Linked DNA regions of Homo sapiens: all the other regions are linked to region 6. A link is a loop called in an ENCODE intact Hi-C map of the cell type or tissue named here. Cell type or tissue: heart left ventricle. All regions are shown on one strand. Each heading gives the region's core, and the rest is flanking DNA. Links, peaks and the distances in the headings are about the cores only.

The links. A loop is a pair of places that touch in the nucleus more often than their neighbours do. Peaks named below come from ENCODE experiments on the same cell type or tissue, not always from the same donor. Only the 100,000 strongest peaks of a DNase experiment are listed, where the experiment ranks them.
Region 1: it touches region 6 in a loop (3-fold over the local background); 52 of 110 quality-filtered maps call a loop at or near these places.
Region 2: it touches region 6 in a loop (9-fold over the local background); 29 of 110 quality-filtered maps call a loop at or near these places.
Region 3: it touches region 6 in a loop (7-fold over the local background); 26 of 110 quality-filtered maps call a loop at or near these places.
Region 4: a loop joins it to region 6, with 8 times the contacts of the local background. A loop is called at or near these places in 80 of 110 quality-filtered maps.
Region 5: a loop joins it to region 6, with 3 times the contacts of the local background. A loop is called at or near these places in 48 of 110 quality-filtered maps.
Region 7: it touches region 6 in a loop (2.5-fold over the local background); 3 of 110 quality-filtered maps call a loop at or near these places.

Annotation. Positions count from the first base shown.
Region 1 is chr20:37,900,378-37,904,884 of GRCh38, reverse strand. It overlaps VSTM2L (V-set and transmembrane domain containing 2 like), which reads right to left and starts at 1,758. Exons shown (of 4, transcript NM_080607.3): 1 at 1,414-1,758. The coding sequence starts at 1,534. All of the region lies in intron 2 of LOC124904896 (a long non-coding RNA gene), which reads left to right. RefSeq lists an enhancer at 1,495-2,458. In heart left ventricle, for the core only: CTCF peaks have their summits at 1,292 (motif pointing right) and 2,548 (motif pointing left); no DNase peak of the experiment used is centred there; H3K4me3 peaks cover 1,204 bases; H3K27me3 peaks cover 2,707 bases.
Region 2 is chr20:37,755,210-37,759,716 of GRCh38, reverse strand. It overlaps CTNNBL1 (catenin beta like 1), which reads right to left. Exons shown (of 16, transcript NM_030877.5): 5 at 2,061-2,158. LOC124904895 (a long non-coding RNA gene) reads right to left here. Exons shown (of 2, transcript XR_007067575.1): 2 at 3,331-4,507. Among named protein-coding and RNA genes, the nearest start is that of CTNNBL1, 63 kb to the right of the region's middle. In heart left ventricle, for the core only: CTCF peaks have their summits at 1,978 (motif pointing left) and 3,863; no DNase peak of the experiment used is centred there.
Region 3 is chr20:37,649,342-37,653,848 of GRCh38, reverse strand. No RefSeq gene overlaps it. Among named protein-coding and RNA genes, the nearest start is that of LINC00489, 28 kb to the right of the region's middle. RefSeq lists a silencer at 1,722-1,874. In heart left ventricle, for the core only: a CTCF peak has its summit at 1,807 (motif pointing left); a DNase peak (open chromatin) is centred at 1,760; H3K27ac peaks cover 69 bases.
Region 4 is chr20:37,561,974-37,566,480 of GRCh38, reverse strand. No RefSeq gene overlaps it. Among named protein-coding and RNA genes, the nearest start is that of LINC01746, 6.9 kb to the left of the region's middle. In heart left ventricle, for the core only: a CTCF peak has its summit at 1,849 (motif pointing left); DNase peaks (open chromatin) are centred at 1,900 and 2,130; H3K27me3 peaks cover 4,000 bases.
Region 5 is chr20:37,895,239-37,899,745 of GRCh38, reverse strand. It overlaps LOC124904896 (a long non-coding RNA gene), which reads left to right. Exons shown (of 3, transcript XR_007067576.1): 3 at 229-1,465. Among named protein-coding and RNA genes, the nearest start is that of VSTM2L, 5.6 kb to the left of the region's middle. RefSeq lists a silencer at 2,338-2,387. In heart left ventricle, for the core only: a CTCF peak has its summit at 2,353 (motif pointing right); no DNase peak of the experiment used is centred there.
Region 6 is chr20:37,991,123-37,995,122 of GRCh38, reverse strand. All of the region lies in intron 7 of TTI1 (TELO2 interacting protein 1), which reads left to right. Among named protein-coding and RNA genes, the nearest start is that of TTI1, 40 kb to the left of the region's middle. In heart left ventricle, for the core only: CTCF peaks have their summits at 1,783 and 1,991 (motif pointing right); DNase peaks (open chromatin) are centred at 373 and 2,202; H3K27ac peaks cover 2,679 bases.
Region 7 is chr20:37,842,733-37,847,239 of GRCh38, reverse strand. The region is part of intron 13 of CTNNBL1 (catenin beta like 1); the gene reads right to left. Among named protein-coding and RNA genes, the nearest start is that of VSTM2L, 58 kb to the left of the region's middle. In heart left ventricle, for the core only: no CTCF peak of the experiment used is centred there; a DNase peak (open chromatin) is centred at 1,799.

The sequences.
Region 1 (4,507 bases), core at 296-4,295, 91 kb after region 6:
ACCAAACATGGTGAGGCAGAAGGGGGCGGGGAGTCATGGTTCCCAAAAAGCAGAGACCCTGAGGATGGCTTCGAAGCCCCCCTCTCCACTGGAGCAATCCCACTCATGTGTCATACCCCAGCAAAACCTTCCCTGATTATCTACCCTGCCTTACCCCCACTCACTCCCATCAGAATAAATCATCCAATTATCTGGCCTTTGTGCAAACCTCCCCACAGCCCTGGGCCCACAGTGCCCAGCACTGGGGCTGCAGCCTCCCCAACAAGGCTGTCAGCCTGTCTAGTGAAGGGCTGCATGGAAGAAAGGTCTCCTTTGGTTTCATCTATGCTCGAGCCTCCATCCCAGAGCCAGGCTCACAGGGGTCAGGGGGAGCCCCCACAGCTGCCGGGCTCATACAGTCCAACTCTGCTGCCAACTTGGGCTCCTTCGGGGCTAGCAGGAGCTTCTGACACTCAGCCAGCCAGTGCTGGGAATGCTTGTCTGCTCCCCGGCTTCCACAGCGGCTGGAGTTGAGATTTCCCACATTTCAGTCCTCTAGGGCCGAGGATGAGGATGGGGGTACCCTATGGAAGGATGGCACGGCTTCCTGCCCATCCCCAGAGGCAGACAAAAGCACCCGGCATTCCACTTCCACTCCCACTCCCATGCCTCTGGCTGCAAGCAGCAACCCCAACTACTCCGGTGGCTCTGAGGGGCTTCCACCAGGTGCCACCCGCCCAACTGGGAGGCTGCAGCCCCAGGCGACCAGTTCTCAAGAAACAAGGTCTTCTGCCCCCAAGGACCTTTCCAGTGGTATAGGGCTGGGTGTGGAGAGGAAGAGGACAAGGGCCTCTGTGCGGTTAAACCCAGAAGAGTAAAGGCAGATGGGCAGAGAGGAGTGGGTGAGCAAATTGTGTTCATGTGTGTGTATGTGTGTGCCTGTGTGTGTGTGCGCGCGCGCGCACCAGTGTGTCTGCAGGTGGGCAGGCAAGAGTTGTGGCGAAGCGTGTGCGCCAGCTGGCAGAGTGAGCCCACCGGCGCAGTGCCTGATGTGCGTGTGTAGTGGGCATAAGTGTAAAGGCTTGCAGTGAGGAGGGGGACCTGAGGTGTGTGGAGATGTGCAGGGTAGGAGTTGTGAGTGTGAGAAAGCAGCGACTGTGGCTCTGAGTGTGTCCGCGGCTGTGCATATCGGTGTGGCCATGCAGGTGTGCGTATCCGCGCGAGTGTGTGGGGAGGAGGTTCGGGGGTGCGCCCCGGGTGCCCCCTTCTCTGCAGGGCCAGGGTGCCAGGGCGGGTCCACCGCGCCGGCAGGGGGCGCCCCGGGATGCCCGCCACGACTGGCGCCGGTTCGAGCCCCGGGGCGGCCAAGTTGGAGTGGCGCGGCCCGGGTTGGGGTTTGGTGGGGAAGTCCGCGGGGGCGGCGACCGAACTCACCGTGGCCGGAGACGTGGTTGTCCCAGGGCGCGTGGCCGGCGGGCCGCGTGGCGCCGCCGAGTTGCAGGAAAAGTGCCAGGTAGTGGAGGGCGCCCAGCGCTACGGCGAGCGGGGCCCCCATCGTGCGCTCTCGGGCCGGGGGCGCCGCCGCCTCACATCTGGGCCCCGGAGACCGCAGAACCGGCGCCAGCTGTCCCCTGCCCTGAGCGGCCTGGCTGCCCGGCTCCGGCAGCTGCCCCTCGCCCGCTGTCCCCGGACCCGGCCCAGCTCCCAGCCCTCGCCCGGCTCCGGCCCAGCCCCGGCTTCGGGGAGCGAGCGCACGCCCAGCCGGCCGCCTCCGACTGCGGGACTCTTCCCTTCCGCGGAAGGCCACGCCGCGCCGCCGCCGCACCCTCCTCCCTCCTCCCGCCTCCCTCCTCCCCTCCCTCCTCCCCTCCCTCCTCCCGCTCGGAGCAGGCGGCGGAGGGATCTGCCGCTTGATTTATCATCAAAGTTTTGCCCAGGCTGGGATTTTTAAAGCGGTACCCGCAACTTTCCCCCGCCCGAGTGCGGAGGCGGGGCCGGGATGGGGCGGAGAGAGCCACCCCAGGGACGCGGTTCCCGCAAAGCACGACCCAACGGGCTTCAGCCACAGAAATGCCGTCCAGCGGGGAGAGGGAGAAAAGCCAGGGCACCCGCCGCCAGGCCAGCGCACTCAGAGGCTCCTAACTTTACCGGCAGGGCGGGGCCGGGGTCAGGGGCCAGTGGGGCTGGGGGTGAGGGCGAGGTAGGGTGGGAGCCTGGGCTGAGACCCAGGGGACCTGGTGATAGCTCTGCCGCCGACCTCGGCTCGCTGTGTGATCGCGTCCGGGTGTCTACCCCTCTCTGAACCTCGAAGTCTTCATCTGAGAAATAGGGGTAATAGCTGTCTGCGGGGGTCCTGGTGAGGATTTGCGAAATCGTGCATGCAAAGCGCTTAGCATAATGCTGCCTACGTGGTAGGAGCTCAGTAGTTATTATTGTCGGTGTTCCCCTTTCTGGGACTCAGTTTTCGAGTCTTTGTAATGGGAGAGAGACAGGCCAGTTAGTTGTTGCGGCTCCTGGCTCTTGAAGATACTGGACCTTATGTGGTGGATGGGATCGCCCCCTTCTGGACTGTAGGCTCCTTCCCTAGACCAATGAGCCTTGATGGTGTGTGTGTGCATGAGTGTGTGTGTGCGTGTGCGTGTGCGCGCGCGTATGCGTGGGTGTATGTGTGTGTGAGTGTGGCAGGGGAGGGGGATAGGGCACCATTCCCATTCCCAAGAGCAAGAATCCAACAAAGTCCTCCAGTTCCTTCCCAAGCCGTGTTACTGGGGCTGATGGGACAGACAGGAGGGCGGAACTGTGGTCCCATTTAAAAGATAAGGAAGCGCCTGAAATCAGGTAATTAGCTTCTCTGAGGTCCCACGGCGAGTCGGGCGAGGCCCCTGACTCCTGGGCGGGGTCCCTCCTGCTCTCATCCCTTGCCCTTCCCCAGGCCTCCCTGCTCACACAGCCTGGTCCTCCCGGTTTCAGCACCACGGAGGAGGACAGCGCCAGCCCCCCCCCCGCCCCCCGCCCCCCGCCCCACCCGGGCCCATCCTTTGGGCACCGTGGACAGCGTCTCAACTGGCCCTTTGATGCTAGGGTTCACACCGTGGACAGACCCTCAGACTTTCTTCCCCGTCCCCGTCGAACAGGGTCAACCCCTCCGACAGCCCACTCCCCACTCCAGAACACAGGTGGATCCCGCGTCCAGCCGTGTGTACAGCGCCCAAGTTTGAGAACAAGGTTAGAGACCAAGGAACATAGCCCCTCGCCGTCTTCCCTCTGTCTTAGCGCCCCCCTTCCAGTATTATGGGGGGGGGGTAGCACACCGGATGGGGCCCGTGGTAGCCAGCAACAATCCAGCTCCTTCCAAACTAAGGACACCTCCTCCACGATGTCCCGCACTTACAAGCACTGTGTTCTAGCACCGTCCACAGCCCCCGCGCTCCCTTCAGTACCGAGGACAGGTCCCAAGCGTCGACCGCTTCCCCCACCCCCCGAACCTTCTGGACCACATGCCTTGGAGGAAGGGGCCGTGTTTGCCTGATTCTCTCACTTCTCACTTTCTTCCCACACAGAGGTGGTGTTTAGGTTATCCTGGGCTGGCCAGGCGTCTTGGACTCTATGCACGTGTTTTCTCATTCATTAACTACCCTGAACCCCGCTCCCAGCGAAATGAACTACTGCTTCCATCATAAAGATATGGAAACTGAGAATCCTCCAGATCACATAGCAGCCACCATGTTAGCCAGACTAAAACCCAGGACTCCTTCAACCCCAGCCTGAGGCCTCACCAGGAGACTGTGGTGACAGAACTGGGACTCAAACCCGGGCTTTCTCCTCTTAAACCACAGATTGGAGGGAGCAGACACAGGCAAGGGGACAGGGAGGGAGAGGAGATTAAAGAGGAGTAAACAAGAGATTGCTCAGGCCTGCAGAGGAAGGGGGTCTGGCGGGATGGCAGCACATTGCTGCTGTGCCCCTAGCCCACCGGCTGACCTTCAGAAATCTTTTCTCTTTGAAGCCTGGAACAAGGTCAAGGTTCCTTCAAGGACAGACATCCAGGGATTGTATGCCTTTGAAAATGCTCGTGATCGGCCAGGTGTGGTGGCTCACGCCTGTAATGCCAGCACTTTGAGAGGCCGAGGTGGGCATATCACGAGGTCAGGAGTTCGAGACCAGCCTGACCAACATGGTGAAATCCCATCTCTACTAAAAATACAAAAATTAGCCAGGAGTGGTGGTGGGCACCTGTAATCCCAGCTACTCAGGAGGCTGAGGCAGGAGAATCGCTTGAACCTGGGAGGCGGAGTTTTCAGTGAGCCAAGATCACACCATTGTACTCCAGCCTGGGTGACAGAGTGAGACTTCATCTCAAAAAAAAAAGGAAAAAAGAAGAAAATGCTCATGATATAATGGTTCTGCTAAAAAAACCCTCTGATGGCCTGTTTATGTGAGAAATCCTGACTTCTCTAGTTTGCATTCAGGGTCCCAGACTCACCTCCTGCACATATCCTGTGCTCTCTTGGGCATGCCTTGGCCTCAT
Region 2 (4,507 bases), core at 330-4,329, 240 kb after region 6:
AGGAATGTTCAATGCTTGTGATTCCTACCAGCCCCACCAGGATAAACCTGTAAGAGTCAAAATCTTAAACTAATATAATAATAATAAAAATAAAAACTAAACTAAACAAACAGAACATCCTGTATAGCAGTTACCTAGTGGCTCCCCAGACTGAGGGTGAACTGTTTCTTTCCAAACAAACAATAAAATCTGCCAAGATGCAGCTTTTGTCAGTGGGCTTGACAACACAGAAAAAACAAAGGGGGCTTTTGAGTGAATTGCTGTTTCTGGGTATGTTTTACATGCAACAGCCAGGCTAGCTGTTCCTCTCTCGTCTTCCCTATTCAGACAGGCAAAGGATGGTAATTAAAATCAGCCCAGGGACCAAGCAGGAAGGCTCATTCAGGGCCATGTAATTAACCTCTGGAAGGTAAGACTGCACAAACGACACTGCAGGGACACAGAGTAGGAGCAAGTGCCACAGTCTTTCCTCAGACGCCCCTCAAAACAAAACGACATCCCAACATCATCCTCTTCTTTCTGCACAGTGGTTCAAACGAAAAATAAATGCCCTGAATTCTACAAAAGTAGCAGTTTGCTCTCTAAAGGAGCCTGAAAGAAAAATGGCCATAGAAATTTTCATTATATTCGGTCATAAATGGCCCTGCTGGACACTAGCCTCACTCTCTGTAAGAGCCAGTTCTTCATAACCAGTGGGTTCACAACCCCTTCATTCACACCAAATGCCAACAGCAAGCACGGCACATGGGAAATTTCTAGTGTCGAGAACATTATGAGAAAGGGTGAGGAGGGGGTGGGCAGTGTAGCAGTGGGGTTTCGGGATCATCTGGGACCCCAGGCCCAGCCATTCTGATTCAGTGGGTCTTGGGTAGGACTAGAAAGTAGCCAAACAAGCAGCCCAGGTGCTTCTAATACTAGTGGCTGGAGTAATCTTTGATCAACTGCTAACTGAGTCAAAACCAATACTAACATTCTTACCAGAGAGAAAAGACAAGAGAAACAACAGAAGAAGAACAATCCACAGAGCCTTGAGGAGGGATACAGCTCTGCAGGTGGACAGAGCTCCACAGGTGGTATCAGGGTAGGGGCTGGACTAGATGCACTTCTGCCGCTGGCCAGCTGGGGTGCCTTTGCAGCTTTGTGGCCCTTTCTGATCACCAGTGAACTGGGGAATCTGGGGCAGTGGAAACAGAATTGTGTTGGGGATCAGAACATGCAGTCTCTTTTATCAGCTGTCACAGGACGGGCTGAGCGACCCAGCGGGAGGCTTCACTTCTGCAGCTGGGTTTCCTCACATGTAAGGCAGTTTGCCTAGCTGGCACCTGGTCACAGCTGCGCCTCACAGACCAACTCCTCTGGGTTAGCTGCTGTGTGGATCAATAGCTAAGGAACATTCTGAGGCCTTGCCTAGGCTCCTCAAAAGATGGCAGAAATCAACTGCCTTGTCGTCTACAGGCAGGGAATGCCATTCTGGCCTCAATGAGCTATAAAGTTTGTTCTTATTTTCGACATTCTCCAATTCCTCTCTGATGACCTATCTGTAAAATAAGTAATAATAATAATACCTGTTCTCACTGGCACTTGGGATTAGAAAGTCCAGATGAGAAAAACATTTGTGAAAGCTCTTTGTAAAAAGGTCAGTAGCAACAAAAGAGAGGAGGGAAGAAAGGGGCAGAAAACATAGAGTCTAGGAGACCACAGGTTCAAATCCTGGCTGTGTGACCATGGGCCATTTGTTTGGCCTAAGTCACAGCTTCATGGCTGTAAATGGAAATAATAGCAATAATGCCCATGTGAGAGGATGTGGTGAGAAGAATGAGAAATGGCCCTGCCCACAGCAGAGACTTAATAAGGGCGAGGCCTCTACCTGACACAGTCCCAAAGCATAAAGCACTGCCCCAGCCACATCTCTACTTTTTTACTCTCCTTATTCACTCCAGCCTCACCACACTCCAGCCTTGCCGTGGAGTTCCACCTGGTGGCCACTCTCCGAGACGATGGTGGTGGCAATGCCAACAACTTATACAAACCTGCAAAACCCCAGAGGATGTGCAACTTACCAGAGCATCGATGAGCACTTCTGCTCCCTCTTCACTCTCATGGAGGGTGTCTATATCTGTTAATTCCTGAAGCAAATCGACCACAGCTATGGACACATGTGAAAAATGTTAAGGGTATAACACACATACTGAAACGGTACCAGTATTTTTCTTAATCCTTGATTCCCTTCCGTTTCCTCATCAATTGCTTTATCACCATCTACCTTTAATAGACTCCAGTTTTATTAACATCTCTTCAACAAGGTTCTACCCACAGCAGGTGTTCATTAAATGTTAACTGACTCACTCAGTCTCTTGCCTTATGCTGCCTTCCTGGCTGCTTAGTCCACAGGTTCACTGAATTTTCACAGATTTCAAAATTTTAAATAGATCGCCTGGGAAGTCACTTCCAGTGAGAAATAGGCCAACACCCTCAACCTCATCTCATAATTTAAATTCTTGAAACTCAGTATAATCTTAACTACCTTGTACAGTTCACCTTTGAAGGCAGTAATAATTTCTGAGAAGAGGTGGCTGATGTTCACCAAGGAGTCTTCAGAGATCAGGACATGATATAATTGGTTGAAAACAAAGGGAAAAATTTATATGGAATTGGGCTAGTCCCCACCAACCTCTGTCCCTTCAAATGTCACACTGCTGTGAATATAAAAGGAAGAATACAGAATTTAAAATTGTGCAAAAATAGGAAAAGGAAAGGGAAGTACAGGGCCAGGCACAGTGGCTCATGCCTGTAATAACACCCAGCACTTTGGAAGGCCAAGGCAGGAGGACTGCTTGAGCTCAGGAGTTTGAAACCAGCCTGGGCAACATAGTGAGACCTTGACTCTACTAAACATTTAGAAAAAAAAAAAATCAGCCAGGCATGGTGGCACATGCCTGTAGTCCCAGAAACTTGGGAGGCTAAGGTGGGAGGCTTGCTTGAGTTCAGGAGATCGAGGCTGCAGTGAGCTATGATCGTGTCACTGCACTCCAGCCTGGGAAACAGAGTGAGACCCTGTCTCAAAGAAAAAAAAAAAAAAAAAAGAAAGGGAGAGAGAGAGAAAAGAAAAGAAAGGGAAGTATAAAGAAAAGAAAACATGAAGGAGAGAAAGAGTTATATTTGGAAACTGGGTGGCAGAACTAAACTTATAAGTTTCCTTTCCCTCACCTTAAAACTCCCTCTCTCTCTCTCTCACACACACACACAGACACACACACACACATACACACACGGGTGCACACACACACAACGGGGGAGAGAGAGAGAGAGAGAGAGAAACAGACACCTTGCTCCAGCAAACTGCATTTATTGAATGCCCATGATGACTAAAGTACTGAACATGATAAAGGCCAATCCATTCTTCATTCTGGGCCTCAGTTTCCTCATCTGTAAAATGAGAAAGATAGATAATCTAAAACAATTTTAAAAACCATACACCACAGGACATAACCAACATGTAACAAATGAAGAATACACACAGACAATATGAACTGCAGGCGTCCTGAAAAGGAGCAATCAGATGGAGCTGGGGAATTAGTTATGACTTGCTAGAAGAAGACTGCTCAGAAAACAGGCAACTAAAAATATGAGGACAGGGAGACTAGAAAGCAAAACCAAAGGAATAAAAGCAGAGAGACTGGAATGTACAAAGGCATTTGAAGAGAAGAAAGGATTGGAGGAGAGGGGAAGGAAGTGGAAAAGGGAGAGAAAATTGTAACTAGCTGAAGAAAATAGTATTTGGAAAGAATAAGCTAAAAGCTGTGTGCAGGACGCACTAAAGCACGGTGAGCATGAGGGACGGGGGTGGCACACAGGAGCCACCATGTGGACAGCATGTGTGGGTAGTTGTGGGAGCCAGGCCTGAAGGAGAAAGACCTATTCCAAAGCTACTACATACAACAGAATCCAGAAGATTCAACAAAGGTCAGAATCAGGGCAGTTTCACTTAAAAGAAAAAATAAAAGATGCAGAATATAAGAACAAGAATGACAGGACTTGCTAGCTGATGACTGATGTTCTGGGTATTACATGCAGGTCTTTTGCTGAAAGAAAAATTACTTGAAGGTTTGCTTTACTCATCTCTAACTGACCAGCTGACCATCACGAATAATTAACTATGCTTTCTGTGTCTTACTCCTTCACTCTTAAAGGTGATATTTACCCAAAACTTAATATGAGTAAAGAGCTTAAAGGTCTTTGGACAAAAGTCCTTCATGCTTAGCATCTTCATCTAAAAAATAATCAGAAAGCTGTTGACAGAGTCAACATATATGCCTGATACAGAGTAAACCGAAACACACAAATTATTTGAATCAATTATAATAAAAAACAGCAAAAATAACCAGGTTAGCAAACTAACCCCTAGAAACCCTAGAGCTACCCTTGACTAGCAGGAATTAGTAGTTCTCCCTCTCTAAAATTAAAAGTTGTCATAATAATAGCCGCCATTTTTAAAAGTCACAGCATC
Region 3 (4,507 bases), core at 278-4,277, 340 kb after region 6:
GGGCTTTTCCCCCTTCGCTTGGCACTTCTCCTTCTGCTGCCCTGTGAGGAAGGTGGCTTGCTTCCTCTTCATCTTCTGCAATGATTGTAAGATTCCTGAGGCCTCTCCTGCCATGCTGAACTGTGAGCCAATTAAACCTCTTTCCTTTATAAATTACCCAGGCTTGGGCAGTTCTTTATAGCAGTATGAAAATGGACTAATAACCCCTGTCTAAAAAAAAATTAAAATTAACTGACAGTTTTACTGGCTAGCATTATTTTTTAAAGTAAGGTTTACTGGGATGTAATTTCCATACAATAAGATTCATCCTTTTAAAGTGTGCACTTGGGTGAGTTTTGAAAGACATAGTTACCAGTATACTCACCGCCACAATCAAGATATTGAATATTTGGCTGGGTGCAGAGGCTCACGCCTGTAATCCCAGCTACTCGGGAGGCTGAGGCAGGAGAATAGCTTGAGCCCAGGAAGTGGATGTTGCAGTGAGCTGAGATCGTGCCACTGCCCTCCTGCCTGCACTTGAGCCCAGGAGTTCGAGACCAGCCTCGGCAACATGGCAAGACCCCATCTCTAGACACAACAACAACAAAAAGATATTGAACATTTCTCTAGCCCCAGAAAGTTGCCTGTGCCCCTTTGCAGTGGATCCCCTCCCCGTTCCCTAGCCCCTGGCAACCACTGATTTCATTTCTGTGCCTGCAGTTTGGCTTTTTCCAGGTTGTCATTAAACAGAATCACCTGGTATTTAGCCATTGGAGTCTGCTTCCCTCACTTTACAGAATGCTTTTGAAATTAATTCATGTCATTGTGGACATCAGTCGTAGGTTTCTTTTCCCTGCACCTAGTATTCCAACATATGGTCGAACTGCAATTTATTGATCTATTCGCCAGTTGATGGACCTTTGGGTTGTTTCTAGTTCAGGGCAATTATGAATAAAGCTGTTATGGCCGGGCGTGATGGCTCACACCTGTAATCCCAGCACTTTGGGAGGCCGAGGCGGGAGAATTGCTTGAACCCAGGAGGCAGAGGTTGCAGTGAGCCAAGATCATGCCACCGCACCACAGCCTGGGCGAGAGAATGAAACTCTCTCTCAAAAAAAATAAATAAAATAAATCTGTTGCAAACATTTGTACACAGATCTTTGATAGACATGTGTTTTTATTTCTCTCGACTAAATAAGTGCACATTTAAGGTTAGAAGAAACTGCCACCATGTTTTTCAAAGTGGTTGCCAGGCACTAAATACATTATCTCATTTTATTCTCAGAATAGAGGAGGTAAGTGAGGCTAAGAGAGCCTAAGCAACTTTCCCACAGCCCCCTGGTTAGTGAGAGGATCCCAGAAACCCTCACTACCAAGCTCCTCCAGAGACCATGCACATGAGCAGGGCTAGGCTCAGACAAGTCCTAGATGAAAAATTAGGACCATGATGGAGGAGACAGTGGTGGGCCACATTACCCTTCCAAGTAAGATCAAATGAAAGAAGAAGAAGAAGAAAGAGCCAGGTGACATGAAAGTGGAGAAAATTACCAGTTACAAGCAAAGCATTAATTCACTAGAAGCCAGCCGTTCTCTTCTGCTCCCAACATCCCTCGGTCCCATGGCAAGTTTTCAAATTAAAGTGCTGAAGGCCCCCTCTCTCCTCTTCCTTCCAGGTGGCCAAGGTTGGCAGGACTGGATGTTGTGGCATGAATATTGTCTGGAACCAGCAAACCAGTAGCCCCACCCACCGCTAGCCCCAGACAGCCCTGGAGCCTGCCAACTGGGAGGTGGCACCGCCACCCTGAGACAGGTCTGACCCCTGCAGGCCCACCAGGAGAATGGAGGTTAATGAGATTTTGATGAACCCGCAGTTTCCATTTTGTGAGGGAAAAGGCTCTGAGCCCTGCTCATTAAAGGGAACTGACCTGTAAAATGAGCCTGGGGATAGATGGCAGGGTAGCAAGGCCAGCCAAGAGAGGAAGGGGGAGAGATGGGACCCCAGCAGCCTTGTTGAAGCATTCTAGCTGGATGGAGAGAGCAGGCCCAGAGAATGGAAGAGATTTTTGCCCAAGGACACACAGCAAATCAGATTAGACCTGGGTCCTGGAAGGGGTAAGGGGATTGGAGGAGAAAACCTGAGAAACAGGGAGATGGGTAAAGAGACAGACAGAGGGAAATCCACTGACTGTGTATTACATAATAATGTCTACCATTCACTGAAGGCCTACTCCATGCCAGGCACTGGGCTTAGTATTTGTCATCCCATTGTCTCATTTGATCTTCACAACTCTAGGAGCTAGGGATTGTTACCCCCATATGGAGAAACAGGTTCAGAGAAGTTAAGTGACTTGCCCAAGGGCACTAAGCCAGCCAGGTCTACCTGATTCCATGCTCTTGATCACCTGCCCCAAGCTTGGGGTGACCCTAGGTTCCATTTGACACATGCCATCCTGGAAGAGTGCCACTTTCACCGTCCAAAGTGACTCAGTTTAGGAAAAATATTGTATGACTGCCCTACCTAGCCTGCATCTTATAAATTGCTTCCTGTGTGGCACGTGTAGCCCAAGATGCAACACACAGCGTGTGCTCAACAAATAGTCAAACCTAGATAAGATGCCATTTTTGTTACATCTCAAAATTGAGGCAGTAGAGCACAGTGGTAAGAGACTTGGGCTCTGGAGGTAGCCAAACCTGGGCTCAGCCCCACCTGCTTGACCTTGGACTAGTCACTTGGCCTCTCTGAGCCTCAGTGCACTCATCTGTAAAGTGAGGATAACCAAGGATTCTTCCCAAGGTTACAGGGATGCCATGAAAAGAGGGGTAGAAGGTACCAACATAGGTTTGCTCTGACTACCCGGCAGATACAGGATTTTAGCCTCCATTTTTTCTGGAGCACAGCATGGATTTCCACGGCATGTACCCAATCTGTGTTTGCCCTGGGATAAAGCCTGTTCCTTTGTTGACTTCGATGACTTACTTTGCAGTTGCCTGCTCTAGTGCCTTTGCACAGGCTGGGGCTTTTTGTTTGCTTACAATAGTGCTGTCCAGGCACCATTGTAGCATATTATCTATGTAAACCCACTTAATCCTCACAATAATCCTCTGTTTACAAATGAGAAAATTAAGGCACAGAGAGGTTAGTTAACTTGTTCCAGGATCACTCAGCTGGCTAGTGACAGAGCTGGAATTTGAACCCAATCAGTCTTGCTTAAGAGTCTAGCCTTTCCAGCACCTCCCTCTGTCCTGGGGGTGCTATCCCACTCCCACCACTGACCCCACCTCTGCCTTTGCCTGGATAACTCCTACCCACCCTTTGTGCCTTTGTTGTAATACCATCTCCTCCAGGAGACCCTCCCTGACTGCTCAGCCTAAATCACAATTCCCACCCATGCCTATAGAATAATTGCTCACCCCACTCTCCCCGTTTCTTCAGAGCTAAATTCAGTGTGTTATTCTCTATTTATCTGATGATTTGCCTTCCCTGCTAGACAGTGCATTCCAGGAGGGCAGGAGCTATTTGTATATTCTGAAACAGTAGCAGACACATTGCAGATGCTCAATAAATATTGGTTGAAGGAGGGAAGGAATGAATGAAAGAGGAAGAGGAGGAGGGGAGGAACTAGAAGCCCCTAGTTCCCAGGCCCTAGGAGCTGCATCTGACGGTGTTTCATTGTTCTGGGATCCCGGCCAAGGATCTGCGTGGTACATGGTGGGACCCTCGTACTTATGACTGACTGCATCAGTAGCCCGGCAGACCCAACCCCCCAAGCCCTGGGGCTCAGGGAGGCCCAATTGGGCAAGGCCTAGTGGCAGGCCCAGGGCAGGTAGGGACCAAGCCCTCGATAGCCACAGCCTTTCCTCTCTGGCTAAATCCTCCATCCCCCAACCCAACCCGAGCCCTCCCTTCTCCCTTCTTCTTTTCCTTTCTGAGATGAAGCAGTGAAATGATTTTTCTACTTGAACAGTTTTCAATTAAGATTAAGAAAAATGTGGTCTGCAGTCACTCGGCAAGAGGCCCTGGCAGCCCTGTCCCTTCAGGGACTGGGGTTTTCTAAGCCATTGACAGAGCTGATTCTGGAATGAAGGGAGTTTGAAAGAGACTTCTCACACCCTCTGCCTTCCCCCGACCCAACCCTCAGCCTCATGACTTGGCCTCCTACTATCTTTCTGGGTAAGGGCCTGGGATCTGGAATCAGACAGATCTGGGTGGGTTCAGGCTCTATCCCGTGCAAACTGTTTAACCTCACGCAGGTCCTCTACCTCTCTGAGCCTTCTTTCTTCATCTATAAAGTAGGTCAATGGCAAACCCTCTCAAATGGTCCCTGCTTCCCACCCAGATCAAAGGGTCCCCTCCTGGTCTCCCAGACTGTGGAAGAATAAACAGCAAGGGTGACACAAAGATGTTTAGCTGGGGTAGGACAAGGTGGGCCGAGCCTCCGAAACCCCAGGGCCAGGGCAGAAAAGAGGAGACAGAGGCTGAGAGTGAGGGAGGCTTAACTGATACAAGAATACAAGAATAGATGGAAGT
Region 4 (4,507 bases), core at 320-4,319, 430 kb after region 6:
TGGGAAAACAACTGCTGGGCTCTGGGGCAGGGACTCCCACATAGGGGCCACCTGAGAGCTTCTGTGTCAAAAGATCTGGGACCTGAGAATCATATTGACCGAAGCTCCCAGGCAATACTGAAGCTGGACCAAGTTTGGAAGCCTTAATCCTTGAGTTCAGAACCACAACCTACCTGCAAAGACAGGGAATACGTAGGGAGGGCTGGATTCCGTCCTGGGATCCCTTACAGCCCATCCCGCGTTTCACACACCTGTCCCCACCTTGGAAAAAGGCACTTCCAACTACCCAAGGCTTCAAGGCAATTTGATTTGATTTGATAAATAAATTAAATAAACCCTATTTTTTTTATTTATTTATTTTTATTTTTTTGAGACACAGTTTCACTCTGTTGCCCAGGCTGGAGTACAGTGGCATGATCCTGGCTCACTGCAACCTCTGCCTCATGGGTTTAAGCGATTCTCCTGCCTCAGCCTCTCGAGTAGCTGAGAATACAGATCCATGCCACGATGCCTGGCTGATTTTTGTATTTTTAGTAGAGGCAGGGTTTCACCATGTTGGCCAGGCTGGTCTCGAATTCCTGACCTCAGTTGATCCACCCACCTCCACCTCCCAAAGTGCTGGGATTACAGGCATGAGCCACCACGCCCCGCCAATCCTATTTTAAAATACATCCAGAATCCACCACCTCCACAGCCACCACCTTGGTCTGAGCCACCAGCAGCTGTCCCCTGATTCATGGCAACGGCGTCCTCTCTGGCCTTCTGACTGCCCTTCACGCCCTGCCCAGGCCCACTCTCCACCCAGCAGCGTGAGGATCTTATAAAAGGATGAGTCTGATTGTTTTCCTTGCCCTAGCTCACCCTTTCCACTGACCTCGCCTCTGCATGGCTGACTCCAACTCATCTTTCAGCTCCTGGTTTAAATGCTGCCTCATTGGAGGGAACTCCCCTGACAGCTGCAGCTAAGAGCAGCCTCCCCCTCCTCAGTCGTCCTTTCTGTCTGCCCTTTCTTGGTTTCCTTCACAGGACTTTGTAATTGTTTGTTGGTTTGTTGTTTACTTGCTTGGCACGCTGCCTCCTCTCTCTGGACGGTGGGGTCTCTAGGGGCAGAGCCTCACTTTTCTGTTTACTGCTCTCTCCCCGGCACCCAGCACAAGGCCACGGACAATGGGTGTCTGTATACAGTTCTAGAAGAACAGGAGGGCAATAACTGATTGGTCCAATTCATCGTTTTGAGTCGGGCTGCTTAGGTAAGGATGCTGTAGGCGCGATCACCATCCCATGGTCCAGTAGGCAGGTCTAGGAATGAGCAGGGTCTGGAGGTGGTCATGTCTGGAGAATGCAAGGATGGGATGCCCAGGACGCTGGCCCAGGCTCCCCTTAAGCTTCTGACCTGCGCTAGGATGAAGCCGAAAGCAAGGGAGAAAACTGAACATGCCTGTTCCCTACACACCCATTTTACAGATGAATAAATGGGTCCTCAACCTAGCCCTCACAGTGAGCAACTTCCAGAGGGCCAAGTCCCCCCAGCCCTACCCTCCAGACCTCATCCCTGAGCTGGCGGACCTCCCCACAGCTGGCGAGGGTCTCTGAGGGGACTGAGAGGTCATTGAGTCCAATCCCCCACCTCTGAGCCAGCCTGTGCAGCCCAGGTAGAGAACAGCGCTCCCACTGCATTTCCTAAGTCTAGGGACAAGCTTGGTGCTGTGGAATTTGGGACTAGAATTTAGGAGGTCTGAGTAGCCTCCCTTCTCCTCCCTGGGTCTCAGTTTCCCCTTCCTGGGGGCTCTGGGCGTCAGGCGGCCCGAGCGTGGTCTCTGGGGCCGCAGCCGCTCTCCACGGAGCGCTGGCGCCCCCTGCGGGAGCGGAACGGAAAGAGCAGGCCGGGCTCTCGTCGCCGCCGCGATTTTCCCACCGTCTCCTCCCAGGCGCCGGGAGGCGGCGGGAGCTGTCTGAAGGCGGAGGGCGGCCTCTTGGGGTCTGCAGCGCCACCAGGCCTGGAACCACAGACGAGACAGATTCACAGACACACAGAGACACAAACACCCACCGACCTCAAAGACTCCAGACCCCTAAACCATGCACACAGGTGCACCCACCCCTTCCCCAGGCAACCCCGGCCCCTTCCCGCGGTCCCAGGAGCCCCGAAGAGCAAAGGACAGCTGTTGGCAGAAGGCGTGGACAGAACTCGGACACGCGGGCCGGGTTTCCTCACGCGAGTGCGTCCTGGAGGCCGCTCAGAGGGTGGGAAGGAGAAGGGGAGGGGCTGGGCCTGCATAAGTCCCCCATACAAGAGACAGCCTGGGTCCCCATGTAACCACCCCGTGGGTTCACCTTGCCCGCTGCCCGGAGACAGCCAGATTTCTCAGAGCTGGCTGGACACGGGAGTTTTATTTGTACTCAAATCGGCCTCCCTGAAGATTCTGAGGCTGGAGTTTTTCAAGGATAGTTTGGCGGGCCAGGAAATGGGTGCTGCTGACTGGCTGGGGATGCAATCCCAGGGGTGTGGAAAATTGTCCTGGGGTGCTGAGTCCGCTTCTGGGTGGGGCCACAGGACTGGGGTGCCACCCGCACCCCCATGCCCCAGCCATTGGTAGTAAGAAATGCCAAAAAACCTGAAAACTTGTCTCAAAAAGTCAATCTTGGACTCTCCAAGAGTGATGTTATTTGCAGGAGTAACCGGAGAAGTTGCGAATCTTGTGGCCTCTGGAATAATGACTGATAATCGGTTACAGCTCCACCTTAGCAGAATGTAGGCACTTCTCATCTTCCTAACCTAGTGCTCTTTCATTATCTTTACAAAGGCGGTTTAGTTTGGGAGATGGGCTATTATCGTTTAAACTATAAACTAAATGTCTCCCAAAGTTAGCTTGGCCCAAGCCCAGGAATGCCTAAGGGCAGTTTAGAGGTGAAAGGCAAGATAGGGGTTGGTTAGATGGGTCTCTTTCACTGTCCTAATTTTCTTACTGTTATAATTTCTGCAAAGGCAGTTTCATCAAGGGAGAAGAGTGGGGCCAGGGACACAGCTGCCCCATCTCAGCATCACAGGAAGCCCTAAGAGAAATTCCAGGTGTGGGATAGAGACCCCTGGCATGACCATGGTGACCCCTCTCCTTTGTCAACCTCAACAGGGTTCACAAAAGTGTCCAGGCCCCCTCCCCCAACTCCCTTCCCCTCCCAGCCCCCACACCTGCCAGGAACCCCAGCAGTAGCCTGTGGATGGGGAGGAGGCAGAACAACAAATTCCTGGGTGTAGCCCTTAAGTTTGGAAATCAGGCTGGCTGGCTTTTTACTCATTCAGGTGGACTTGCAGCACTGGCTACATGCCATGTGTGTGCTGGGCACTGTGCACATTCTGTAATGAGCAGTCTCTGTCCTCCTGGAGCTTACCTGTATAATACCTCATATTATATAGGTAATATAATGCCAGTTGGTAATCCAGCAATTCCACTGTTAGGTATACCCAAGAGACATGAAAACATACAGATATGTCCCTATATGAGAGGTGTGTAAACCAGAGCAACTCTATCTTGAATGGGGCCAGGTAAAATCAGGCTGAGACCTACTGGTCTGCATTCCCAGACGGTTAAGGCATTCTAAGTCATAGGATCAGATAGAAGGTCAGCACAAGATTCAGGTCATAAAGACCTTGCTGATAATAGAGGTTGCAGTAAAGAAGCTCTTGCCAAAAGCAAGATGGTGACAAGAGTGACCTCTGGTCATCCTCACTGCTACACTCCCACCAGCGCCATGACAGTTTACAAATGCCTTGGCAACGTCAGGAAGTTACCCTATGTGGTCTAAAAAAGGGAGGCATAAATAATCCACCCCTTGTTTAGCATATCAAGAAATAACCATAAAACTGGGCAACCCGCAGCCCTCAGGGCTGTTCTGTCTATGGAGTGGTCATCCTTTTATTCCCTTACTTTCCTAATAAACTTGCTTTCACTTTACTCTGTGGACTTGCCCTGAATCCTTCCTTGTGTACGATCCAAGAACCCTCTCTTGGGGTCTGGATCGGGACCCCTTTCCTGTAACACCTATGTTTGCACAAAGACTTGCATGCGAGTGTTCATAGCTGCTTTCTTTCTTTCTTTCTTTTTTTTAGACAGAGTCTCGCTCTGTCACCCAGACTGGAGTGCAGTGGCGTGATCTCCGCTCACTGAAACCTCCGCCTCCCGGATTCAAGCAATTCTCCTGCTTCAGCCTCCCAAGTAGCTGGGATTACAGGTGCATGCCACCTTGCCCAGCTAATTTTTTGTATTTTTAGTAGAGATGGGGTTTCACCATGCTGGCCAGGCTGGTCTTGAACTCCTGACTTCATGATCCGCCCACCTAGGCCTCCCAAAGTGCTAGGATTACAGGCATGAGCCACCGTGCCTGGCGTGCTGCTTTATTTCTAATAGTTGAAAACTGGAAACAGCCCAGCTGTCCATCATCAACAGGAGAGTGGATAAGCAACCCGGTGCATTTGTACGATGGGATACAGCTCGGCAATAAAACAGAA
Region 5 (4,507 bases), core at 343-4,342, 96 kb after region 6:
GAAAGTAATTCACTTTCTCAGAGCCACACAGCCACTCATGACAGAACTGGATCCAGGTCCTTTGTCTCCCAACTCAGAGACCTCCCACTATACTGTACTGTCCCACTTGTATTTCCTGCAGCACCTAAACTACACTTTACAGTTTACAAATCACATTCACACCCATGATCTCCTATAATTCATACAACAACCCCTGAGGCTGCTATTATACCCTTCCTTCTTTTACAGATGGAGAAACAAAGCTCAGAAAGATGATGTAACCTGCACAAAGTTGCACAGTGAGGTAGGGCAGAGGCTGAATGTGAACGGACACATCCCAGCCCATCCTCCTCCCCTGTGTAATTGTGCCTCTTGTCTGCTTCCCAATGCAAGTGTAATCTCTGGGCACCGTGGAAGCCGAGAGCCTAGTGGAGGCAGAAGGTAAGCAAAGACTAGCCCAGGAAACAGTCTCTAGGAATTCACTAGAGTGGGTGACGCCTGTCACTCATTTCATTCTGGGAATGCTGCAGGAGATGGAAAGCCTCCCATCCCTGGAGGCAACTAACATGCCTCTAGTGGTCGTGTGGATGCCATGAGGCAAATATCACTGCTATTTCCATTATATAAATGAGGCTCAGAGGTGAGCATCACGTCAAGTATTTCAATTGGGAAAGATGATATTTTTAAACTTCCCTCTAAGCATGGGATCTTGCACTGCCCCTTACTGCTGAGCCAAGCTCCCTGGAGAGTCTCCATACCCTCCCCTTGACTCAGACAGGCCACCCTCCCTCCCCTCCTTGAGAGGTGTCACTTGAGCACTGTGGCTCTGTCAGTGGTAACAGCTGTAAGATTTGTCCTTTTAATCCAGAATCAATAACAAATTTCATTTAAAAATAAATTAAACCAGGCATTGGAAATCATTCACCACGTGGGCTGGAGCCCTATATAGCACCATCTAAATGGCTTCCTTTTGCTCATCTATCAATGCCAAGAGTGGGGGAAATACCTAGGCTGCCTGATTCATGGAGAAACTACTTAAATGTATCAGCCCCTAACAATGAGCAATGTAAGCCTGGAGTTGCACCTTTTAGCACACCAATAACATGTGGAGTGAGGCTTCATGAGAGCTTATCAGAGCCCCCATGGTCACTGGCTTTGAGAGAGCCCATTTATAAGGGGGAACAATGGCTTTAGTATGTAGCCGCCTAATTTCCAGAATGCATTACTGAGCTCTGAGGAGCAATGGAATTCTATTAAAGTCTTATCTGCCATGGGAGGGTATGAAACCGGTGCGGAACTCCAGGCTTGGCATAGACATGCCCAGAAAGCAGCAGGGCTGACCCTAGGAGGTGGGTGAACAAGCCCAGAGGGAGAGGGGGGAGCAGGAGGGGCCCCGGATGTGTGAAAATATGTGTGTTAATAAGAGCTCCGGTTTCCAGCGATTACGTTTACATCAGTGAATAAAACTTGGCAATAAAACATCGGAGCTGCGTCTCAGACAGCATTTCCTTTTACAGCCTGGTGTATTTCACTCATTATAACAGGAGGCAGGGAGCGCGAGGTGTCCCCATTTCTCCCCCTTTAATTAAATTTTCTAAATTACTGCCCAAGATTTGGATAAAGCGAAAGACTTACAGCTCCCCTAATCGCCATCGAGGCTCCCGCCCCACCACTGTGGTGGCCCTGACTGTACCGGTTTCCAATATTATTAAAGTGAAATACTGTGGGCATTGCCTGCCTGGGCTCTGGTTTTTAAAAAGAGATGCAGCATCAGGAAGAAATTGGCCCACGGTCAGGAAAGAGGCCTGGGTTTCAGGACGGGCTTTGCCATCACCACCTTGTGTGACCTTGGGCAAGTTATTTCTCTTATCTGAGACTCATGACTTCTCCTTTTCCCCAGATGTTCATCTTGAGGCTCTTAGAATTGATCTGGAGCTGGGGCAGTCCTTGGACCCACACTGGGACGACTGGGGAGCTTTAAGAATATATGGGTGCCCAGGGCACACCCCAGAGATTCTGACATAATTGGTCTTAGGTGAGATCTGGGTATCAGGGTTTAAAAAAAATTCCCCAGGTGATCACAGTCCACAGCTAGGATTGAACACCATTGGCCTAAACACAGAGTTATTAGATATTACTGGACTTGAGACTCTCTGGAGAGGCTGGCTGTGGCCAGGCCCCACCCCTGGGTGTTCTCTTTCAGACTGGCTTTTCGGGGTGGGTATCTGGGAATCTGCCTGCTCACTAAGCACCCCAGGTGTGTCTCGTGCAGGGATCCAGTGGGCTGCAGTGAGGATTCCAACAGAGGTGGGAGGACAAGGGTTCCTTGAATTGAGCCCAGCCAGCCTCGTGGAATGAGGAGGCCCCTCTGCCCCAGTTCCCCTCTGGAGGGCAGCACAGGGAGCCGATATGTGACCTCCCACTCCGGTCTGGGGTACTTCTCTCCTCTGATGACTGATTTCTTTATCTGTTCCACTCACCGCTGGCAGGAGCCTTGACTGGCCTCCACAGTCACATCATGTTCCCATCATAGGAACCCCAGGTCTGGCCCCTCTGCCCATGTGGTTCACGATCGCCGCAGACCCAGGTTTTCCACATGGACGGACTCCGAGCCTTTATCTGCACTCTGCCTCCCGCAGGGCTCCTAGGCCTCCTAGGAAGGCCTTGTCTAGGCTGAGAGCCATGCTTGGGCCAAGGGCTAGGAGCCAGGGACAGCAGGGGGGCCTGGGCACAGGAAATTCATTCATTCTGGCTCCTGCCTTTGCCAGAAGTCCTAGGGAGTGTCCCTGACATTTTTCTTCTGGATTCCGGTCTAAGTGGACCACACAGAGTGAAGACATAATCTAAAACCTAAAACTTAAATTTAAAGCATCTTTTTAATTTATTTATTTAAGACAGGGTCTCACTCTACTGCCCGGGCTGGAGTAAAGTGGCAGGCACTATCACAGTTCACTACAGCCTCAAACTCCTGGGCTCAAGCAATTCTCCCGCCTCAGCCCCCGAGTAGCTGGGACTACAGGCATGCACCACCACACCCAGATAATTTTAAAAATATTTTGTAGAGATAGGAGTCTAACCATATTGCCCAGGCTGGTCTTCAACTCCTGGCCTCAAGCGATCCTCCCACTGTGGCGAATGGAATTACAGACGAGAACCACCATGCCCAGCCAGCATCTCTAATTTTTAACGGAGAAGGCCATCAAAGATCAATCCTCATGTCCCTTTTGTGCAGACAGAGGAACTGAGGTCTAGAAAGACATGGAGAGAAGCCTAGGATCTCACAGTGAGGGAATGGCAGAACGAGGCCAAAGACCCAGGTCTCCTGACTCTAGGCCGGGGTCCTTCTTCCACATGCCACTTGCCTGAGGAGGTCAGACAGGATCCATCATCACCTGTGCAGCCAAGCAGCTCCTCAAAAAACATCCAGCTCTGTGGCTTCCCAAAGAGGGAACTTCTCCGAGGCCCAAAGAACCTTTTGTCCTAGTCTGCTCAGGCTGCTGTAACAAAACACTGCAGACTGGTTAAGCAGAAATTAGCAGAAATCTATTTCTCACTGTTCTGGAGGCTGGAAAGTCCAAAATGAAGGTGCCAGCAAGATAGGTTTCACTCTGAGGCCTCTTCTCCTGGCTTGGGGGTGACTGCTGTCTGGCTGTGTGCTCACAAGACCTCTTCTTTGTATGTGCAGAGGAAGAGGGTGGGAGAGGGAAGAGGAAGGGAGAAAGGGAGTTCTCTGGTGTCTCTTCTCATTATTTATTTATTTATTATTTATTTATGTATTTTGAGACAGAGTCTCACTCTATTCAGACAAGGCTGGAGTGCAGTAGTGTGATCTCAGCTCACTGCAACCTCTGCCTCTCAGGTTCAGGCGATTCTCCTGCCTCAGCCTCCTGTGTAGCTGGGATTACAGGCACCTGCCACCACACTCAGCTAATTTTTGTATTTTTAGTAGAGACGGGGTTTCACCATGTTGGCCAGGCTGGTCTTGAACTCCTGACCTCAAATGATCTGCCTGCCTTGGCCTCCCAAAGTGCTGAGATTACAGGCTTGAGCCACTGTGCCCAGCCTAATATCTATTGTCTCTTTTATAAGGACACTAATCCTATCAGATCAGAGCTCCACCCTTCCTACTTCATTTAACCTTATTTACTTCCTTACCCCAAATACCGTACAGCCACATTGGGAGTTAGGGCTTCCACATATGAATCTGGGGGACACATTCAGCCCATAGTATCCCTCCAGGCTTTGGCCCTCAGATTTGAACCTAAACCCACAAATTGCACTCTACCAAGGCCAGTAAGTACATGTGGCTCGTATCTGTGTTGTCCCAGCAAGAAGCCTAATGACAATCCCCATCAAAGGCAATTAATTGCATCAGGGAGGGGTTCCTAGGGCCCTTCACCCTGCAAACCAAGTGCTTATTAAACACCGCGGGACAGCAGGGTCTCTGCCAATTACAAGGCCCTGCTTGTAGGAGTGTTTTTAAAATCCTGAACTGACTTTAATGGCGTGGTTAATGCCAGTCTAAATA
Region 6 (4,000 bases), core at 1-4,000:
GGGTGAAAATAGTCCTCCCTGGGCGGTGCCCCTGGAGCTGATTGTGCTGTGACTTAAAGTGCAACTCAAGAACATAATGAGTTTATCTTGAAGTAAATCCTTTTAGATGCCTATTACAACCAAGAGTTAAAGGTCTGATTTTCACATTCCCCATCCATTCTATTTTTCCTACACCCACTCCATCCCATCCTTCAAGTTTAGAACCATCAAATAAGCTAATATTCTCAATTCATTATCTTTTCATTTCTAGTTCTCTTTTTTGCTGCTGAAAGCAATTAAACCCGGAATTGGACCTTGCTGAATCTTGAGCTGGTGTTCAGGGAGCCTCAGGTGGAGGAACACGCAGCCCCACCACTTGACCGCAGCTCCCTTTGTTTGCTCCAGCACATTCCGTTCAAGTGTTGAGTCAGATGGCCTCCCTCCTGATGGGCAGGGAGGGGGAGGAAGAGCTAGGTGGATTGCTTCACACATGTCACTTGCAAACTTATCTTGAAGTTGGGAAAAAAAATCAGTCTTGATCCTTGATCAAGAGCTGATTTGGCATCTTGATGCTGAAATTAATAAGCTCTCTAAGTGGGAGAAGAAGCCTGAGACAATAGGAAACCTGGTCTCTCTGTGAGCCTCATTACCGCATGGAGAGAGGGGTGGGTGGGTGGGCCACTTAGTATGGAAAAGTCATACCTGGCAGCTGGGTGCGGTGGGTGGCTTACGCCTGTTATCCCAGCGCTTTGGGAGTCTGAGGCAGGCAGATCACGAGGTCAGGAGTTCAAGACCAGCCTGGCCAACATGATGAAACCCTGTCTCTACTAAAAATACAAAAAGTTAGCTGGGCATGGTGGCAGGAACCTGTAATTCCAGCTAATTGGGAAGCTGAGGCAGGAGCATCACTTGAACCTGGGAGGCGGATGTTGCAGTGAGCCAAGACCGCACCACTGTACTCCAGCCTAGGTGACAGAGTGCAGTCTGTCATACCTACTAGTACTGAGGAACCAAGTCCCCTGCATGAGATGGAGTCCCATCTCAGCACATGGCCCTGCCATCCATCCTGTTGTTTGTTCTTAATTCTTCTCTTTCCTTCACACCCTACATCCATGACCAAAAGTAAAGCCCGCCTACCTCACTTGGAAAATTGCTCTCAAAACGACACCTCCAAACCACTAGGCCAGGCCAGGCCACCATCATCTCCCACCAGAACAACAGACCTCACCACTGGTCCCACTTCCAGTCCTGCCCCTCTAGGTATTCTCCATACTGCAGTCAGAGTGACACACTTACACACACTTACCCTCATGGGAGAAGAGAAAGCTGTGTTCGTTGCAAGGGCCCAAGTGGGAACCTTGGCTTAGTATTCAGAAAAGCCAGAGGTAGTGAGTTTCCGACCCTAGGCAGATGACCAGCTTGCTTTGGAAGTGGCTCTCCTGTCTGCCAGAGGGCTGGTGAGGGAAGCTCTCAGGGCAGGAGGCTGCTCCCAGGCCTCCTGTCTTCTGGAAGGAGAGGGATGTGCACCAGCCCTGTAGAACAGCCATGTCTGTGGGCCCCTCTGGCAGGTGGGCTTAGGACCTCCAAGGGGCGCCTTCATCGAGTTGGGGTGGAGGCAGACTTAGCAGCCCCATGAGAGTTCATCTTTATGTGCATCATGCTTGGGTTTTTCCTTGCTCCCATTTGCTTTTCCTGGCTCCAAAGAATGACCAAACCAGTGTTTGCTTTTTTAATTTGCCATATTAAATATAGCCTTTGTGGCAGGCTTTTACATCCAGGCAGTAAACTCTAGAAATGGACATTGATCAGGGGGTGGTTGATGTAACCGAGGTTGTAAATGCTAAGAACGGAGATGCCATTCCAGTTTAATGCTTTTATCTAGCAAATGTGCCTTGTATGGAGGGGGCATAAATCTTCCAACTGGGGGAGGCATGGGGGAGGGGCAGGGGATGGTGGGGGCAGGATGTGACCTTGCTGTGTGTTACCACCAGGTGTCACTGTTAACTGGCAATGCAAAAAAAAAAAAAAAAAGCCAGCTCCCCCAAAGTCCCTCTAGTTAAGTAACTTCAATGGATAACAAATGTGCAAATCATATTTGTGGTGTGGGAGGAGGGCTTAGCATACCAGGAGCTAAAAATAAGACAGTGTCCCTGAGGGTAGGCGTTGGATTACAGACAACAGGTCAGATCAGCCACACCCCCATCTCAGCCAACTGCAGTGGCAAACTTTGCTGATTGAAATTCTCAGTCTCCAGGATGTCTCCCGGCATGCCCTGGGCCTTCACAGTTCTGTGCCTTTCTGTCCAGGTAGCTTTTGCCTCCTGTACGTGAAAGGAATTTGAAAAGAGAGCATACACCCCAAATTTCTGTTTGTCCTTCAAGTCCATACATGTACTTAGCCTAGTTGAACTCCATTAAAACCATACTCCTTGGGCCAATCTCTTAGCAGACTCTGAGACTCCCTGGCTTTTGCAGTGAGGTTTTATATCATCCAATGAGCCTTTTACCCTGGGCTAAAAGGAAACAAAACTAGACAATACTTTTCAAATTTTTGAAAAGATGAAGTCAGGCCGTGTGCTGTGGCTCACGCTTGTAATCCCAGCACTTTGGGAAGCTGAGGTGGGAGAATCACCTGGGCTCAGGAGCTCCAGGCCAGCCTGGGCAACATAGCGAAACCCTGTCTCTACTGAACATATAAAAATTAGCCAGGCGTGGTGGTGTGCACCTGTTGTCCCAGCTACTTGGGAAGCTGAGGCAGGAGGATCACCTGAGCCTTGGAAGGTTAAGGCCATAGTGAGCCGTGATCACACCACTGCACTCCAGCCTGGGCAACAGAGTGAGACCCTGTTTCAAAAAAAAAAGAAGAAGATGAAGTCAGTGCCCAACAAGTCTCATAATAGAAAAATAAAGCTTTTAGGATGCTTGGCCTCCACCCCCAGTCCTACTCCCACCTGCTAACCCCAGAGCCCAGATAGGGATGCAGGGTGCCAGCAGGTGGTGACCAGCTGGTGTACCTTCTGGCCACGCAAGTCCTGGATGCTGTTATTGCTGTAGCCCCTGATGGGGCGCTGGGGAGGTTGCCATTCCAGCTCCCTCTGCCTCGCCATTGTGTGTGAGAGAAAAAGTAGCAGTCTTGCTTTGGACAAACCGAGGTTCAGATCTTACTGGCCATGTGACCTTGAGCAAATGATTTAGCTTCATTTCATTTTCTTCCTCTGTAAACTGGGGGTGATGAAAACTCCATTCTCATAGGGTGCTTGTGGATGAATCACGTTAGTATGTCCAAGGAGTCTCCAGGTACTGTTCTAGGGACTGGAATTAGAGGGAACAAGATAGGGGCCTCTACCCTCTGCTTATGTTCTGAAGGTATATTTACATCTGTGTACACACCTATGTGGGGTACATGTATGTAAATTTCCCAAATATGTTATACATGATGTGTATGTTACTCATACACATAGACACTGGCCACAGAATTTCTAGTTGTAAGCCTGCTTCATCCTTACTAAAATCTGAACTGGGGATTTCACCTCAAAAGGATCTTTTTCATGTTAATTGTGCCACCACTGTTTGCAGAAGTCAGGACCGGGTTTGAAGGTTCATTTACAGACTGACTTCCCTGCTCTCTTTCTAGCAGTAGGATCCCATCCCATCAAAGAACCAGCTGGTGCCTTCAAACCCTGGACGAACACAGACCGGCACAGGCTCATTCATTTCATCCCTGTCAGAGCCCCAACTCCTCTCTTTACCCACACATGAGCCTATTATATTTGAACGGATGAGGAGCCACAGAGGTGATCCATTAGTTCAGCTGAGCTTGAAATTAGTAGCTCATCCCCTTAAATGGTGTGGGCAGTTTGGCTGAGCTTGGACTGCAAAGCTGTTCCCCCTTGGATTGCACCCAGCATGGAAATGAGGACACACCTAATATTTTTTCCTTTTGACACTTGATTAATAGTTGACAAATCCAAACCCAAGTAGTTAGCTTTCCTATTATCCATCTTTTGACAGGCATTGCTGGT
Region 7 (4,507 bases), core at 229-4,228, 150 kb after region 6:
TATCAGTCCTGTTGATTCTTCGAAGTAGTATTTTTCCTTATGAAATATTGCTATAGTTATGCCACAGAATCCACAGAACTGTACTTAAATATTTTTGGTGGCAGGTCTAATCACAGAGAAAACAAAAATCAGGGTTAAAAATTAGTGTTAAGGAATAATGTGGAAAGCGCAGGGTGACTCGCCGTATCTTCCTTAATACTCACAGACAGATATTAATTTCACCTAATGAGCAGTGGTCTTTCATTTACTGAATGTGAGGCACGCTGTCCTGAGAAAACGATGAACAAGAGAGATTACAGTCCCAGAGACAGAGAGTAAACAAATAAATGAAATAATTACAGGTTCTGAAGCAGCTAGGGAGATAGGGCTCTCTTACAAATGGTAATCACTGAAAGCCTCTCTGAGGAGGCGACATTTTACTGAGACCTGATAGCAGAGAGGAGGCTCAGGGCAGAAGGGAGTGGCAAATGTAAAGAAGGAAACAAAGGCTGTGTGGCAGGAGGGGCCTAGTGGCAGGAGAAGAGGTTGGAGAAGCAGGGAAGAGTCAAGTCATGCAAAACCTTGCAGCAGCAGGGAATCAGGACAGTGGGTATGTACACATGTGCGGGGGCGGGGCAGGGGGACACAAACAGTCCTTGTAGAGAAAAGAAAGCTAAAGCTTCTCTGACCACCTTCTGTGTGCCAGGCCCTGTGCAAGCAGCTTTCATGCATAATACATTCACCGACACCATATCCCTACATACATAACTTCTCAAAGTACACAAACTGGGACATACACCTTAAACACAAAACAAACACCATCCAGAAAGAAAATAAGGATAGGGCAGTTCAACTGTTTGCCCACAGTCGGAGAACCAGGATAAAGCCTGGCTATAAAGCCCACGCTCTTCCTCTCACACCCTCCACTCGTGGAAGGTACCCTCTTCTCTCCCCCTTCACTTGGCTTCCCACTGCTGCTCCTTTGCTGTTTCACTCCAGGCTGGAAATGCCCTAGATATCCCTACCTTTTTAGGTTCAGCACGAATGCTCAGCCACAAAACTAGCCCCCCTAGAGTTTAGGGTGACTCTAGCCTTAGATGACCTCTCCCCACTCCCCGGATCCTCCAGCCCTTGTCTGCGGCACCACCCCTAGGCCCATTCTTTTCTTGGCACTTTTGCTTCTCACCCCCAGCTGGTGCCTGGCCTTGCACATTCCCAGAGCGGGCACCTCATCAACATTTGCCAAATGACTAGATTCTCTCCAGTGACCTGGGCAACTGCAAACCATGGGCACGTGCACTGTGCCCAGAGAAGTCTGAAGTTCACAGGGAAGGTGATGGCTGAGACAATAAAAATACCAATACTTGAGCCTGTTATCTTAGGTTTTTTGGTTGCAGACTTGGTGAGGTATGTGAGAGATTATTCACTACTGATCTGATAGTCAAAGTCTTCAAAATGCCTGAAAAATAAGCATTCAATTCAAGTCGACAAATATTTGCTAAGCTCCCAATTGGTGTAGGACATTCAAATTTAATGGGGGCAAGGAGACAAACTGTCTGCAACCTCAGAGAGAAGACGGCATGAGGCAGAGGTGAAAAGGAGGTCGTATTGTTCTAAGTCACTTTACACCTGTGAGGCGGCTTCATCTGCTAGGATGGCGCCTGAGTGCTAGCAGCAAACACTGCTCACAAACGCATCCCTCACCCCTACCTGCCCTGGCTCTCTGCGTAACACTGAGGCTGCTGAGCACTAATGGCCTTGGAATGTTTGCCAGTGCCCAGCAAAACGGCCTTGGCATCAAGGAGACAGATGTTTGTCAGGGAACAGCACGGCCTTGGTGCCCGTGGCACACAGCAGCTCTGTGAATGCTGGGAGAGTGGCTGCAGCGATTACTCTCCGTCAGTGCTAATCAATTTCACACCCTCTTCAATGCTGATAATAGATAATCTTTTGGGAAGCAGGCCAAGTTTCCTAACAGCTATGTGCAAACTGCTCCCTGACACCCAGCCACTTACTAGGTCTCCCTCAAAAAAAGTCTAAGCTGCACCTCAAATAAAGCATCTGATGGTGCCAACCCTCTCTTCTGCTAGGCGACTCCTTCTGGCAAGGAGGACGCTCTCAGGAAAAGGACTGCTTACTAAAAAGGCTTACTAAAAGGCTTACTAAAAAATTACACAAGAATTCCAAAGGAAGCTAGGAAATTCTAGCAGCAGCAGCGGCGGGAGCTTCTACTTACTGAGCAAAGTACTTTCTATACTTTATGCTTAGTCTTCATAATAACCTTTAACGCGAGGTGTTTTGTTTTTATTTTTTGAGACAGGGTCTCGCTCTGTCACCCAGGCTGGAGTGCAGTGGCACAATCTCGGCTTGTTGCAACCCTTACCTCTCAGGCTCAAGTGACTCTCGTGCCTCAGCCTCCCGAGTAACTGGGATTACACGCGTGCGCCATCATGCCCAGCTAATTTTTGTATTTTTAGTAGAAATGGGGGTTTTGCTTTGTCGGCCAGGCTGGTCTCAAATTTCTGACCTCAAGTGATCTGCCCGCCTTGGCCTCCCAAAATTTTTGGCCTACCCTAAAAAGGTAGGGATGTCTGGCCTCCCAAAGTTCAGGTGTGAGCCATTGTGTCTGGCCCAAAAGGGAGGTGTTTTTATTCTAATTTTACAGATGAGAAAACAAAGCTTAGGAAGGTCACCTCGATTATCCAAAATCTCAGAGCTAGAAGTGGCAAGATTACCTTTTCTACTAGACCGTTGCACCTCTATCTAGAAGACCAGTCAGTCACTGACCAACCTATCACTGCGCTTTTAATTCATTCCATTGTCCAAAAATGGCAGAGTTACCAAACGTTGTTTAACTTAACCTGAGGGAATGAGGGAAAACATGAAGCTTGAGGGGTTGGATCACCTTGGCTAGTATCACTTTATAGGCCAGAAACTGAGGCTACATGAGGCATAGTGACAAGCAGTGATTTAAAGGTGGTGCTTGCTCTTAAATCCTAGGTCCCCTGACTCCCAGGTCTTCTCTTTGCCACCCCTCAAAACCTCCCTAGCAGATAACATCGGGGATTCTGTCAGGGCTGGAGTTCTAACTGTCTCATGGCTTTTTCCTTACAAAAGTCCAGGGAATTTCAAGTTGTTTCTAATTATCATTCAGATAAAGAGAAGGAGTACATTATTCCCACAATTTAACAACCACTGAGTGTCCTTCACGTCCAAGTTACTGTATAGGGTAGAAAAGATGGAAACGGAAAGTTTAATTAAAGAACAAAGGGGTTGGGGTGAATTGGAATGAAAGAATTGTGGTGGAACATGCTAATATCTAAAGTGCAGCCTCAGAATTTAGAGTCTCTGCCTTTTATCTTGCAGTAGTATCACTGTATAAAAGAAGAAAGCCCCAGTTAATCAATTCAATCAATCCGCAAACTTCTGAGGACTTACTCAGTTTAGGGATCATAGGGAAATCACAAGAATGAAAAGCACAGCTACCTATCTGCTGGTGTTCATGAATGATACTAGCCAAGGTGATCCAACCCCTCAAGCTTCATGTTTTCCCTCATTCCCTCAGGTTAAGTTAAACAACCTTTGGTAACTCTGACATTTTTGGACGATGGAATGAATTAAAAGCGCAGTGATAGGTTGGTCAGTGACTGACTGGTCTTCTAGATAGAGGTGCAGCAGTCTAGTAGAAAAGGTAATCTTGCCACATTTTATGAAAGGGAAGAGGTGGATAAGAAGTGGCAAAGAGAAACAGGACAGATAACAAGGTCACTGTCTCCCCACATCCCCACAGCCCTAGTCTCTCACTCTGGCCTGAGGCATGCCCCGAGGGAAAATGCTGGTGTAATTCCCAGTGCAACACGGTAGCCTTAGCTGGATGATCCCAACACGGGAAGGTGGGGAGGGCTATACTAAAATCAGTCCTTCCACCAGTGAAGTTCAAAAGCCTCAAGTGTATCTTTAAGAAAAGACTGAAAAGGATGGAGTGATGCAGCAAAACAAGATCACAAGGAAAATGAGGTCTCCTGTAGACTTGGAAAAAAGTAAGCCAGGCGTCATTTTATAATGTGACTGAAGACTTGAGAAGTGTCTTGTAGGGGAGCGAATACAAATTGGACATTAAACAGTGATAGGAAAACTTACCCTGATTAAGGAATACAGATGGAAAGCTACAGTGGCCAGAGATGGTGGAGAACAAAACGGAAGGAGGTGAAAAACACAGAGGGTGGGATAACACCATAGTAAGCACAGCCCCTCCAGAAAAAACATCCAGCAGGTGTCACTTCTCTTAGCAACAATCAACATGAGAAAACAAGGGTCAGCCCTTCAGAACCTGCGGTTTGGCTTGGCTGCAATGCATCTGAGCTTCCGTTCTCTAGGTCTCCAGTTTTCCATCTGTAAATGGGGTAACTGGATTCCAGGACCATTCAGTTTCCTTCCAGCTCCTCTACGCTGTGATCACCCTTCCTCAGCATGCCTCCTTCAGGATTTCAGAAGCCAGCAAGTGTGAGTACTAAGACATGCTCTGCCA